Regions from separate parts of the Homo sapiens genome. Here region 2 is linked to region 1. Evidence: chromatin loops called from intact Hi-C (ENCODE). Cell type or tissue: gastrocnemius medialis. All regions are shown on one strand. Region 1 overlaps IGFBP6 (insulin like growth factor binding protein 6). Region 2 has its middle 14 kb from the start of MIR9898.

The links. A loop is a pair of places that touch in the nucleus more often than their neighbours do. Peaks named below come from ENCODE experiments on the same cell type or tissue, not always from the same donor. Only the 100,000 strongest peaks of a DNase experiment are listed, where the experiment ranks them.
Region 2: a loop joins it to region 1, with 8 times the contacts of the local background. A loop is called at or near these places in 2 of 110 quality-filtered maps.

The regions. Positions count from the first base shown.
Region 1 is chr12:53,098,657-53,101,156 of GRCh38, reverse strand. IGFBP6 (insulin like growth factor binding protein 6) reads right to left here. Exons shown (of 4, transcript NM_002178.3): 2 at 300-445; 3 at 1-116. Among named protein-coding and RNA genes, the nearest start is that of IGFBP6, 2.2 kb to the right of the region's middle. RefSeq lists a silencer at 1,470-1,685. In gastrocnemius medialis, a CTCF peak has its summit at 1,534 (motif pointing right); DNase peaks (open chromatin) are centred at 1,596 and 2,366; H3K4me3 peaks cover 749 bases; H3K27ac peaks cover 1,206 bases.
Region 2 is chr12:52,883,537-52,886,036 of GRCh38, reverse strand. It overlaps the pseudogene RPL7P41. Among named protein-coding and RNA genes, the nearest start is that of MIR9898, 14 kb to the left of the region's middle. RefSeq lists a silencer at 938-1,232. In gastrocnemius medialis, CTCF peaks have their summits at 861 and 1,060 (motif pointing left); a DNase peak (open chromatin) is centred at 1,046.

The sequences.
Region 1 (2,500 bases):
CGCTTCCGGTAGAAGCCTCGATGGTCACAATTGGGCACGTAGAGTGTTTGAGCCCCTCGGTAGACCTCAGTCTGGAGTTGCTGCAGCACTGAGTCCAGATGTCTACGGCATGGGCCCTGGGGAAGGGAGAGTAGGCAGCTTAGAACCGCTCCAGCCCAGCTCCCCATTCCAACCTTCTGGCCCACCAGGCAAGCACCCAGGACAGACAATGGAGACGTCTCCAAGCCCAAGGGAGCAGTCTCAGATGGAAGTCTCCAGGGCTTCCCACCCCTCCTGCTCCCTACCAGCTCCAAACGCACCATCTCAGTGTCTTGGACACCCGCAGAATTGGGCTGGGAGGGCGTGGTAGAGGTGCCTGGATTCCTCTGTTGGTCTCTGCGGTTCACATCCTGTGGGCGGGCAGTGCCTGCTTGGGGTTTACTCTCCTTAGGATTCTCCTCTGCAACTGGAGGAGGAATAGGAGAAGGAGAGGTCAGAAATCAGGCAGAGCCATGTGGAGAAGGGCCTTGCCCACATCACCTGCTGAAGTAAGGAAGGGAGGGCCTTATGCCCCGCTGTTGCATGATGCTGGCCCTAGTTTCTTTCTCTGACAAATAGTTATATTACTTTTCCTGACAATATTCCCCAGTATTTCCCATACTGATTTTTAAGGCTTATAAAGGAGATGAATTTTGGAAAGCAAAAATGGAAAATGAGGATGGGTGCAATGGCTCACGCCTGTAATCCCAGAACTTTGAGAAGCAGAGGTGGGAGGATTGCTCGAGCCCAGGAGTTTGAGACCAGCCTGGGCAACATAATGAGAACCTCATCTCTACAAATAATTTATAAAATTACCGAGGTGTGGTGGCGTGCACCTGCAGTCCCAGCTACTTGAGAGGCTGAGGCAGGAGGACTGCTTGAGCCCCAGAAGTCAAGACTGCAGTGAGCCATGATTGTGCTACTGCACTTCAGCCTGGACAACCGAGTGAGACCCTGTCTCAAAAATAAATAAATTATTGGCTGGGCGCAGTGGCTCATGCCTGTCATCCCAGCACTTTGGGAGGCCAAGGTGGGCAGATCACTTGAGGTCAGGCGTTCGAGACCAGCCTGGCCAACATGGTGAAACCCCGTCTCCACTAAAAATACAAAAATTAGCCTGGCATGGTATCAGGCTCCTGTAGTCCCAGCTACTCCGGAGGCTGAGACAGGAGAATCGCTTGAACTCGGGGGGGCGGAGGTTGCAGTGAGACGCTGGACCACTGTACTCCAGCCTGGGCAACAGAGTGAGACTTTGTCTCAAAATAAATAAATACTTTTTAAAATTAATTAATTACTTAATTAAAAAAAATTAACTACTTAATTTTAAAAAATTAATTAATTACTTAATTTTAAAAAATTAACTAATTACTTAATTTTAAAAAATTAACTAATTTAAAAATCAATCAATTAATTACAATAAATAATAAAATAAATGAAAAAATGGAGAACAAATTCAAAGGACTATTTGGGGCTTTGGGCTTTGGGTGAAAAGACCTGGCTGTTCCACCAGAGGCCAGAAGGGGGCGCACGAAGCCGGAGAGCTGGGGCAGAAGAGCAACGGATGTAGGAGGGGGGCCAACAGGGACCCAAAAGGAATGTGTGTCCCTGCTGTGACCTTGCTATGACTCAACCCACCCCTCCCAGGCCTGAGATGTGGTTACTTCTGGGGCACTGCAGTGGGAACCTCTCCCTTCTGGTACCCTGTGACCCAGGCCAGCTCAACCCCAGTGGTCCCAGGAGCACATGGATTCAACCCTTAACCAAGATAGGCTGAGGGCAGATTAAGAAGGTGCAAGGAATGAGGGGCTTCCAACCTGCAGGTTGCTCCTGGCTCTGGAGAAAGTTTCCGGAGGGTCCGGGGAGAGCTCAGGACTGGGAAGGGGTGAGGAAATAAGTCAGGGACAGGAAAAGGCAGAAAGGGGAGCATGTACTGACTGCTTGGAATTTGCCTAACATCTAATCAGATATCAGAACCCCTGAAGGGATCCTCTTCCTCTGTGCCTAAAGACAAGCTCCCAGCTAACTACCACTCACAACCCAGGAGACATTTCCCCTGCAATCCTGAGTCTGATCCTTCTTCCTCAGGATGCCCACCCCTCCCCAGACCTTCTCCTTCATTCCCTACATTTAGCACCCAACCATTTAGTTCCAAACTGCCTCCTCTCATCCACCCAGACCACCTTTTAGGAGGACGCCCAGAAGCCTGCACTCGGGCATTTGGAACTGAAAGAAACTCCAAGTGAATTCTCCATCCCCTCCCGTGGAAGGAACCCAGAGCCTCTGGGATGCGCAGTTTGCATTTCCTGCCCTCCCCATCTCCCCGCTGCCCCCCATGTTTTCACGGCTGATTCACTTCTGTCCCACCCACCCAGTGACTCAGCTTCTGCTCTCCTCCCTGGAGCAGGGTGGGGTAGGATGGGTGAACGATTCTGAGCAGGTTTAAATCATAACCCTGATTTGGCAGATTCCCTCTTTCCCCTAC
Region 2 (2,500 bases), 220 kb after region 1:
GTTAGTGGAAGCCTTGTTGAGCTTCACAAAGCTTCCATTGAAGATTTGACAAAGGTGAAAAAGTTGCAATACCTTTTGGTCCTGTGGGCTCACACATTGATACCTCTGATTCTGATGACCGCCAACTTGGTTGGGTTCTGCAGGTACATAGAGGTTGCCAGCTTTGCTTGCCATCTGAGCCAGTTGAATCTCAGTTCTATCTATCTGCCTATATTCCTTGTGATAGTGCTTCACTTTTCCATAGATAAGCTTCCTCCTCGCCTTTCTTTCTTTCTTTTTTTTTTTTGAGACAGAGTTTTGCTCTTGTTTTCCAGGCTAGAGTGCAATGAATGGTGTGCTCTTGGCTTACTGCAACTTCTGCCTCCTGAGTTCAGGCAATTCTCATGCCTCAGCCTCCCGAGTAGCTGGGATCACAGGTGCCTGCTACCACGCCCGGCTAATTTTTGTATTTTTAGTAGAGATGAGGTTTCTCCATGTTGGCTAGGCTGGTCTTGAACTCCTGACCTCAGGTGATCGGCCCTCCCAAAGTGCTGGGATTACAGGTGTGAGTCACTGAGCTTGGCTCTCCTTGCCTTTTGAAGTATCGTTTGGGCAAACTTCTTTCTCAGGCAGGCAAAATAATATGGAAAAAAGCTCAGGTTTTTCCAGGACACCTCCATGGTTCCAGCCAGGAAAGAGCTCCATTCAGGTTTTCCTCCTCATGTCTGTATTGGGTTTCAGTTTCCAAAGCACTCAGGAAGGCTCTGCCTTGTTTGATCCACACATGTGCCCTGTGAGGCCGATTAAAACCCCATTTTATAGGCCCCGGAGGGGCAGACTCTCAGGGTTGCCTAGCTATTTGGTGGCCGCATGGATCAGAACAAAGGGCTCTAAACCTGAGCTTTTTCCAGATTATTTTTCCTGCCCAGATGCTTCTAACTTAGGAGAAACTTGCAGGCTTGGAGGAGAGGACCCGAGTGGGACCATGCTAGTTGGGCCTGCCTTGGGGTGGAGAGGGACAGTCACCACCTTTGCTCCTGCGGGTCTCTTTATCCAGGCTCCTGGCGCCCCCTGGAGGGCATTGTGGGGAGTGTCCAGCCAAACACCCCGCAGTGCCACCGTCTCCTGGCTTCCAGGTGGTCCCCTGACACTACATTTCCTTCCAGCTCCGTCTACTTTTGGGTATTTATTAAAACAGTAAGACTTGTGAAATTAAATAATTCAAACTTAAAGGTGTTGGAACTTAAATTATTTTGAGCCTTGAGTGGAGGATAACTATGTGGCCCGTGCCACACACATGCAGCTGTGACTTCCTCCTTTTCCTGTAAAAGATTAGAAATAACCAAATAGTGTCAGAGATAAGACTCCCTCAGATCATTACCCCTCCTCATGGAATGTTAACGCAATCTTCTCTGGAATGTAGCAAGCTGTAATCAATCAAATCGGTGTGACCTATGCACGGGCTTTGTATGGAAAATGTGGAACTCTGTTAGACTTCCCTGTTTCTGCCTATAGAAGTAAAACCCTGGGAACACTGACTCCATTCCTTTGAAGTCTGTCTTTTCTGGGAGGCCATCTGGGTGGCTAGCCTCTAACTTTTGTTTTTTTGTTTTAGAAACAGGGTCTCACTTTTTCATCCAGGCTGGAGTGCAGTGGCTCAGTCTCAGCTCACTGCAGCCTCTACCTCCTGGGCTCAGGCAATCCTCCCATCTCATCCCCCCAAGTAGCTGGCATTACAGGTGCATGCCACCACAACAAGTTAATTTTTTGTAGTTTTGGTAGAGACAGGGTTTCACCATGTTGCCCAGGTTGGTCTCGAACTCTTGAGCTCAAGTGATCCGCCCATCTCGGCCTCCAGAAGTGTGGGATTACAGGTATGAGCCACCATGCCCTGGCCTATCCTCAAACTTAATGCTCAGATAACATCAATACTTAGGCATATTTCTGACTCTCATTGTTAAAAGTTGACAGAATATAAGACCTTGGTTTTTTATTATTTATTTATTTATTTATTTATTTATTTATTTTTTGGCCAAGGGAATAAAAATCTTAAATGCCAATGGGGGCAGGCAGCTAAGGTAAAAGAACAAAGTAAGTCTATAAGAAAATGCAGACAGACATTATGCTGGGCATGGTGGCTCACGCCTGTAATCCCAGCACTTTGGGAGGCCAAGGCAGGAGGATCAAGAAGTCAGGAGTTCGAGACCAGCCTGGCCAAAATGGTGAAACCCCATCTCTACTAAAAATACAAAAAATTAGCCAGGTGTGGTGGCGTGCACCTGTAATCCCAGCTACTAGGGAGGCTGAGGCAGGAGAATCGCTTGAACCCAGGAGGTGGAGGTTGCAGGGAGCTGAGATCACACCACTGCACTCCAGCCTGGGTGACAGAGTGAGACTCCATCTCCCAAAAAAAAAAAAAAAAAAAAAGAAAATGTAGACAGACACATAATGCTGTTTGCTCATTGAAACTTTGGTATATTCCTTGTGTTCACAAAGAATTATGCTTTGCCTTACTTTTTTT